2 separate regions of the Homo sapiens genome follow, and region 2 is linked to region 1. The links are chromatin loops, found by intact Hi-C in ENCODE. Cell type or tissue: PC-3. All regions are shown on one strand. Links, peaks and the distances in the headings refer to the core of each region. The heading gives the core; the rest is flanking DNA.

Region 1 (4,399 bases), core at 192-4,191:
TGGTGGTTAGTATAACTTTATTCTGATAGGCCTGAATATTTTTTAATGTTTTTTCCCCAAATCTTTCATAGTGTGACATCAAAGGCTTGATATAGTTTGGATATTTGTCCTGTCCGAATTTCATGTTGAAATTTGATCCCCAGCGTTGGAGGGACCTAGTGGGAGATGTTTGGCTCATGGGGGCAGATCATTTGTGAGTGGCTTGGTGCCATCCTCACAGTAATGAATGAGTTCTCATTCTATTGGTTCCCATGAGAGCTGATTGTTAAAAAGAGCCTGGCACCTCCCCTCAATTTCTTCCTCTCTTGCCATGTGATCTCTGCACACCAGCTCCCCTTCTCCTTCTGCCATGGGTGGAAGCAGCTGGAGGCCTTCACCAGAGGCAAATGCTGGCACCATGCTTCTTCTTGTACAGTCTTCAGAATTGTGAACCAAATAAACCTCTTTTCTTATAAATTACCCAGTCTCAGGTATTCCTTTATAGCAACACAAAGACAGACTAAGACAAGGCTCATGAAAATTTTGTTGATGTTGTATTTTGTTCCAATCAACCACTTTTTGAAAAACTAAGGGGATAGCATCTAGTAAAGCTTTGGCAGTGTTGCAGGCCCATTCACAATCTGCTTCAGAACATTTATGGAAGTTCTCTGAAGAATTTCTCTAATGTGCCTTTGCTATCCTATTTGGCTTTATCAAAGATGAACGAATTGATATAAGTCAGAGAATCTGGGATTGAAAGTTTGAATGTTTAATTCAAATTCTCTAGCAAATCCAATAGAATCCTGAAGAGGATTAGGAAATTATTTAATTATGCCTTTAAGTTCTACCTTTGAGCATGGTTGATAAATCAAGCAGGTTCTCTTCTACTAGACACACAGGGTATTCCCTAAATGGAGCCAGTACAGCATCTGGAGGAGGAGGAGGAGGAAGGGAAGGTAGTCTGATAGACAAGGAAGTTCTGACAATGAGGGACAAAGAGAAGAAGGAGCTGAAGGAGAAGAAGAAATGTCAGGGTTTTTCAATTCAAAATTATTTTAGACAATTTTTTCATTTCCTCTTTCAAAGAAATGGCTTTATCAGAAAGCTTCTAAGTACCATTGAAAATAGCTCTCCCAGTTATTTTGTTTTATTTTAGAGCCAGCTTTTATTTTGGATTCAGGGGGTACCTGTGTATGTTTGTTATATGGGTATATTGTGTGATGCTGAGGTTTGTGGGTACAAAGGATCCCATTACCCAGGTAGTGAGCATAGTACCCAATATGTAGTTTTTTAGCCCTTGCCCACCCCCAAGTAGTTCCCAGTGTTAATTTTCCTTCTGTTATGTCCATGTGTACCGATGCTTAGCTCCCACTTATAAGTGAGAACATGCAGTATTTGGTTTTCTGTTCCTGTGTTAATTCACTTAGGATAATGAGAGCTGGATTTTTAAAAATTGAGTATGCAGAGAAACTAGTTTAGGTATTTCAAAGGTACCCCCATTTTGGCCACTGTAATTTGGGGTCATTGCAAATTATGCATGACTAATTTTCTAAATATTTACATGAAGATGTGCCGTAAGTATTAAACATGAATCCAGCTTACGTTTCTAGTGGTGGATCTCTTCTTCAGGAGGAATACTTGGTTTTAGATGCATGATTACCCAGACTTTAGATTTTCCTCTTGAATGACCAAACAACTTAGATAGGAGATATTTTGGATTAAGTGTGCCGCCTGTGGGAATAGCCCCTCAAGGTGTCACCCTTGTGTTGGTTTTTCCCTTTTATGTGTCTTGGTGATCCCAAGAGGCTTGGGTGCTTAAGGCAGTAGGTGATCAGCTGTTATGTGTGTTCATTTAACTTTATGGTTTTTGTTTGTTTGTTTTGCTCTGTCACCCAGGCTAGAGTGCAGTGGTGTGATTACAGCTCACTGCAGCCTCGAATTCCTGGTCTCAAGTGATCCTCCCTTATTTCAGCCTCCCAAGTAGCTGGGACTACAGGTGCACACCACCACATCTGGCTAATTTCTTATATATTTTTTGTAGAGATGGAGTCTCACTGTGTTGCCCAGGTTAGTCCTAAACTCCTGGGTTCAAGTGATCCTTCTGCCTTGGCCTCCCAAAGTGCTGGGATTATAGGCATTGAGCCTCCGTGCCTGGCTCTGTATGCTCTTCTTAAGGGTTTTCCTGTAAGACTGTTTCATGTCATGAACAATGAGCTCCAACACTCCCACAAAGACCTCGGTAGCCTAAGGTGCCTTTCAGTTGGCAAGAACAGTGTCTCTCATCTTTGGGACTTATTTTGTCCTCATAAAGAGCCTTTTGTAGTTTTAATTACTCAAGAAGAAACTTTAGGCCAGGCACAGTGGCTCACACCTGTAATCTCAGCACTTTGGGAGGCTGAGATGGGTGGATTGCTTGAGCCTAGGAGTTTGAGATCAGACTGGACAATATGGCAAAACTCCGTCTCTACAAACAATACAAAAAATTAGCCAGGTGTGGGGACGCACACCTGTAGTTCCACCTATTTGGGAGACTGAGGTGAGTGAATCATTTGGACCTCGGAAGTTGAGGCTTCAGTGAGCCATGATCATCGATACTGCACTCCAGCCTGGGCAACAAAGGGAGACCCTGTCTCAAAAAAAAAAAAAAAGAAGAAGAAGAAGAATATTTATATTTGTCAGTTGTCAGTTGAACTGAGCTTCAGAATCTGGTTAGTTTTAAAGATTACAAATTTTGCTTAAGTCACAAAGATTCATTTCCTCTTTTCAAAGATAAACTGTTTTCTCCCTGACCAAAGTTTCAAATGAGATAAAAAGTTATAGAAATGCTAATGAGGCTGGGCGTGGTGGCTCACGCCTGTAATCCCAGCACTTTGGGAGGCTGAGGCAGGCAGATCACCTGAGGTCAGGAGTTTGAGACCAGCCTGGCCAACACAGTGAAACCCTGTCTCTACTAAAAATACAAAATTAGCTGGGCATGGTGGCACGCACCTGTAATCCCAGCTACTCCAGAGGCTGAGACAGGAGAATTGCTTGAACCCAGGAGGCGGAGGTTGCAGTGAGCCGAGATTGCACCACTGCACTCCAGCCTGGGCCATAAAGTGAGAGGCTGTCTCAAAAAATAAGTAAAAGGAAAATAAATAAATAACAAAATAATGTTTAAACCTCTACCAAGCTGGGAGGTTCAGACCCTGAGAGATGCCTTACTAGATATTTCCATTAACTTCAGCAAGATTGGGTGAATGAAAGTAATTTGTGTTGGTAGCAGCGTTCCAGTTGTCAGCAAAGTGACAGATATCACTGGAGGTCTGCTTTGAGTCCCTTCATGGTGACCAAAATGTCAACCTTAAATAATGAGATTCAGAAAATATGATAAAATATAGGGTTTATTTAAACACAAAGTATGATCTGATCACTGTCCATTTGTTTTTGTGGGCTGGTTGCTGAAGGGTCAGAGTTCTGTCTTCATGTATAGTCTGGTCATTGTCCATTTGTATATCCTCCAGTCCCTTGCTACTAAAAACAAAAATGACAGCCACCTGGGAAACACAGACCCCAAACACGTGGGAGCAAGTGTTCCAAAGTGGGGAAGTTGAGTTTCCATTTATATAGGCAGTTAACAGGGTTGTAACATTTTTCCATACAAGGTCAGTCCATATGTTATATGTTATAGTTTGTTACATTTCAAGGAAGTGATTGGTTACAGTTTGTTACATTTCAAGGAAGACTGCCTTAACATTCAGTGATCGGGGTGATAATTTGAAGAGATCTTGAGCTACAAGGCTTTTCCTAGTCATTTACAGTAAAAGCAGAACTTGCAGCGGCATGCTACTGGCTCAGGTCATAGAACCACATTCCTCTCAAGGCTCAAAATTATCTAAAATTCTGCCAGCTTTAAATTTGAATTACTCAGTTTCACACCATCATAGGCCTAAGCTCACATTTTATTCAAAACAACTTCAATGTAGTATAGATAAATTTTCATAACTCTTTGTAAGTTGATATGATTTATCTCTTTAATATTAACGAAATTTAGGAATTACCTTCTGATGTTTGCTGCATATATATGCACAGATTGATGGCAAATATTTTATTGCACTATTTAGTTCTGTATTATACTATCAACATTACTGTTTTTCTAAAATAAAGCAGAATCTTTTCTTTGTTTTAAAATGATCTCAGTTCCCAAGGAAGAAACTACACCAATTTGAGTCTGAAATATCAAACATTGAAGAATACAAAATTTATTTTCTAAGCAGTGAAAAACCATGTATCTAATGAAGCAAGTTGGTTCAGATGGTGTAGCTGGCAAACAGGACAAGAGCTACGTAGAGGTAGCAAGACTGAAACTTGATCTTGGTTGGAATGGAACAAAATGCTCATAGTATTATTATTATTATTATTATTATTATTATTATTATTA
Region 2 (4,399 bases), core at 108-4,107, 130 kb after region 1:
CCCACCTCAGCCTCCCAAGTAGCCGGGACCACAGGTGTGCACCACCACACCCAGCCAATTTACATTTTCTATCTATCCATTGAGTGGGACTAGAAGCAGTGACAGTCTAATAATAATAAATATGTGGCATCCAAATCTTTGTTTCTAGATAGCATTCTCCAATAAAAAGAACCATGGTTCCTTAGGAAGTGGTTAATTCCATGGCTGGGGTAGGCATCTTGTGATGTCAGAAAGCAAAGAAATGCTTAAAAAAAAAAAAAAAGAAGAATGAGACATATGAAAAGGGCACAGGAGCCAATCTGGAAGAGTTTCCAATGGCTAAAATTAGAACAAGCCAAGCTACAAAATATTAACAGTATTGAGTCATAACTCAAAAATAAATATCCATCATATATAGATATATAAAGTAGCTGATATAAATAAGTAGCTGAAATTACAAAAATGGGGAAGAAGGGACTTTTCCTCACAGCATTCTAACAAAAAACATAGAAGAAATTAGTGAATTAGAAAAGTACCATTAAAACATTACAGTAATAATTCCCATAGGCAAGATCGACTACTAGGTGCTAAAATTCGTAAGCAAGAGTTTTGGCTGGGCGCAGTGGCACATGCCTCTATCGCAGCACTTTTGGAGGCTGAGACGGGAGGGTCACTTGAACCCAAGAACTCAAGAACTCCATCTCTATAAAAAATACAAAAATTATCCCAGTGTGACTGCGCATGCCTGTAGTCCCAGCTACTTAGGAGGCTGAAGTGGGAGGATCGCTTAAGCCCAGGGGGTTGAGGCTGTATGAGCCAACATCGCACCACTACAGCATGGGTAACAAAGCCAGACCCTGTCTTCCAAAAAAAAATAATAATAATAATTAATAGAAACAAGGTATCTGCATAGTTTCAAAGTATCTGCCCCAAATATTTAGTAATTACAAAGGGGGAAAACGTAAATCTATAGTAGGAAATCCTCACAGACACCATCTTAACCAAGTAATCTCAAGGTTAAGTTCACCAATAAAAAAGTATCAACATCAGGGCTGGGCGGGCACAGTGGCTCATGCTTCTAATCCAGCACTTTGGGAGGCCGAGGCGGGTGGATCACTTGATGTCAGAGTTCGAGACCAGCCTAGCCAACATGGTGAAACCCCATCTCTACTAAAATACAAAAATTAGCCGGGCGTGGTGGTGCATGCCTGTAATCCCAGCTATTTGGGAGGCTGAAGCAGGAGAATGGCTTGAATCAGGGAGGCAGAGGTTGCAGTCAGCTGAGATCATGCCACTGCACTCCAGCCTGGCCGACAGAGTGAGAACCTGTCTCAAAAAAAAAAAAAAAAAAATCAGTATCAGGCCAGCATCGCACCTGCAATCTAGCCTGCAATCAACCTACCACTTTGGGAGGCTGAGGCAGGGGGATCACTTTGAGCTCAGGAGTTGGAGGCCAGCCTGGAGTGAAACCCCATCTCCACAAAAAATAGAAAAATTAGCCAGGTGTGTTGGTGGACACCTACTCAGGAGGCTTAGGTGGGAGGATCACTTGAGCCTGGGAAGCAGAGGCTGCAGTGAGCCAAGCTGGTGCCACTGCATTCTAGCCTGAGCAACAGAGTGAGACTCCATCAAAAAAAAAAAAAAAGTATATATATATGTGTGTGTGTGTGTGTGTGTGTGTGTGTATGTATGTATATATATGTATATTTATATATCAACATCATATCCCCCCTGATGTGATGCACTAAGGGCCTTCCCAATAATGCATAACCTCAATTTAATATAGGAAAGCATCTGTCAAACCCAAATAAGAAGAACATTTAATAAAATAACACATCCTCTTCAAAAATATCAAGGTCATGAAAGCAAGGAAAGGCGGAAGAGCTGTCATATACTGAAGGATCCTGAGGAAACATGGTAACAAAATACAATGTGGGATCCTAGACCGGATCCTAGAACAGAAAAAGAACATTTGTGAAATAACTGGTGCGATCTGAACAAATTCTGTAGTTTGGTAAACAATATTGCAACCAGGATTAACTTCTTAGTTTTGATCACTGTTCTGTGATTATGTAAGGCATTAACAAAAGGAGAAGCTGGGCAGAGGGTATACGGAAACTCTTGCACAATTTTTTCAACTCTTTTGCAAACCTGAAATTATCTCAAAATTAAAAGCTAAAAAAAAAGAATAATCTTTAGGTTTTAAATTATTAGGTATCAGAATGTTGGGTCTGCTGCAAGTGAGATAAAGTGGAAAAGGCACTAGACCAGCAGTTCACCCCATCCCTGCCAGTGGTTTTGAACCTGAAGAGAATCATACAACCTCCCTGAACCTAAGGCTCCATGGCCAAACAGGTTTGATACACAACTCATCTACCTCAAAGGTTACTTAAAGATCAATGACACAAGTAGTTAAAGTTGTCCAGAAAGGACACGTTCACAGACAACACAAGCATTAATGTATCTCTAGCCCTAAGAAAACTCTATTCAGGAGAGATTTTCCAGGAATGAACTTGAGATAAAATACTAAATACAGAAGCAAGGTAACAGCAGACTGTTCTTCAGCAAAAAAGGAAAGGTTACAAAAATAAAAATAAAAAAACATGCTGAGGGCTCTATCAGGGTACAGAAAGAGCAAGAAAGTAGGACAAGCAGAGAGTGGAGCAACTGGTTCTTCTCCTGTGCCTCTTCCTTCCCTCTCTGCTACCTAAAATTTAGCATAGCAGACTACATCAAGGAAGAGGGAAAACAGCGGTGTTCCCGACATCACCAAGGAACTCAGAGCAGCTTTAGTATATAAGGTGGCTTGGAAACGAGGGGGAAACTACTTTCCTGTCCTAAAAGCAAACAGGTCTGAACTAAAAGCTATCATCTCTGAAGAAATCTTTTGGCCTTTCAGGTTTATTCTAATTTTAGAATGACTGGGATCGATGCTAGGCATCACTCCTCGCCATTAGACTAAACACAAACTAATCAAATGTTTGGATCTTCTCTACACTACTAATGAGGCAATGAGTAGAAAAGAAGGGGTTTCTGGTCCCAATTTAATAAACAGCAGAGGCATATTTTCTCAAGTTGATTTTATTAACAAAAAGTGCAAACTATTTTGAACAAAAGTAAACTATGAGTCACAGCATTCAGCAAGACATCAGACACGGAAGAGTGAACAATATTCACTAAGTAAAATACAGCAGATGAGATGTCTCTCACATGTATATTTAATTATTCATGCTTTTTCAATAGTCTCTTAGTCAACTTTCAGTGTAATTTCCACAAATATATAGCAGCTCAAACACAAATGCAGGAGCACAATGGCAAAGTTTGGCAACTGTTTTGGGCTAATTATGAGTATGAAAGAAAACCTTATATCACAGTTTCACGTTCATGTAAGCCACTGTGCAACATGAATGAATCTTTAAATGTGTTGACACTGAAATCAATGTACAACTAATGAAAATAAAGAAGAAAAGGGGGCTTTAAAATATTTGTTGCACTACAGTCGTATAGTAAGAGGCAGAAAAAAATGAAAGAATTTTAAATAATCTTACACGTGTCTACAGGGCCAGGAACGTAATGAATCCATGTTAACTTAATTTCATTTAAAATTACATTTGTAGAAGTCACACAACAGAAAGATACCATGCGGTTGAACAGTGTGCCTGTACTTGAACAAGTGAGAGAAGATACATACTCCAAAAAGGAGATTCAGTCTAGTGTTACTTCAGTTATTCACATAGTGTCTACAGGGCAGAATCTCTTCCAAAGCAATTTTCTGTTCACTAATCTACAGGCACTAATGGAACTGTAATTAAAACCCCAAATATAAAGATGATTATTTAAACACAACTAAGCTCTAGCCAAAGACAGTAGAGCACCAATGCCGGGCGGGTTACTGACGGCATGCAGGGCCTGGAGGTACATTTTCTGGCAGTTAACCAGCCTTCTGCTGTAGTAGACAAACTGCCTTTTGTGAATGTACAAATTTGCTAAATTAATAGAGAACTACATTGTTATTTCCTTACATTACAAAGAACTCTTCCCATACTGTTTTTCCCATGTACTACTGCTGTCTTAGACTAAACTGTGCCACCTTCCAACAGTTTCCAAATTACTATTTCAGGTCGAGATAATGAAGAAATAAGACCAAATCTGATTATCTGACTGATGACAAATTTGAGCACCAACTACAGCAAAATTCAGGGTCAAGGTAGCTTGCAAGTCAGTTCTCTTGATTTGGCAATTACCTTCCACTATTTTCATCTGTATTGAAGCTGAGATCTTCAGGGCCTATTTGTTCACCATCAGGAAAACTGGAATGTGTATCTATGATTAAAAAATAAATAAAAAATTTAAAATTTAAAAGCATATAACAAGGGCAGTATTTTCCTTCCCAAGTCTTTAAATAATCTTACCAAATGTG

Evidence for each region. Peaks named below come from ENCODE experiments on the same cell type or tissue, not always from the same donor. Only the 100,000 strongest peaks of a DNase experiment are listed, where the experiment ranks them.
Region 2: it touches region 1 in a loop (3-fold over the local background); 3 of 110 quality-filtered maps call a loop at or near these places.

Annotation. Positions count from the first base shown.
Region 1 is chr17:58,869,205-58,873,603 of GRCh38, forward strand. The region is part of intron 1 of PPM1E (protein phosphatase, Mg2+/Mn2+ dependent 1E); the gene reads left to right. Among named protein-coding and RNA genes, the nearest start is that of PPM1E, 120 kb to the left of the region's middle. In PC-3, for the core only: a CTCF peak has its summit at 1,695; no DNase peak of the experiment used is centred there; H3K27me3 peaks cover 1,110 bases.
Region 2 is chr17:58,995,158-58,999,556 of GRCh38, forward strand. TRIM37 (tripartite motif containing 37) reads right to left here. Exons shown (of 24, transcript NM_015294.6): 24 at 3,045-4,302. The coding sequence ends at 4,220. Among named protein-coding and RNA genes, the nearest start is that of TRIM37, 110 kb to the right of the region's middle. In PC-3, for the core only: no CTCF peak of the experiment used is centred there; no DNase peak of the experiment used is centred there; H3K27ac peaks cover 692 bases.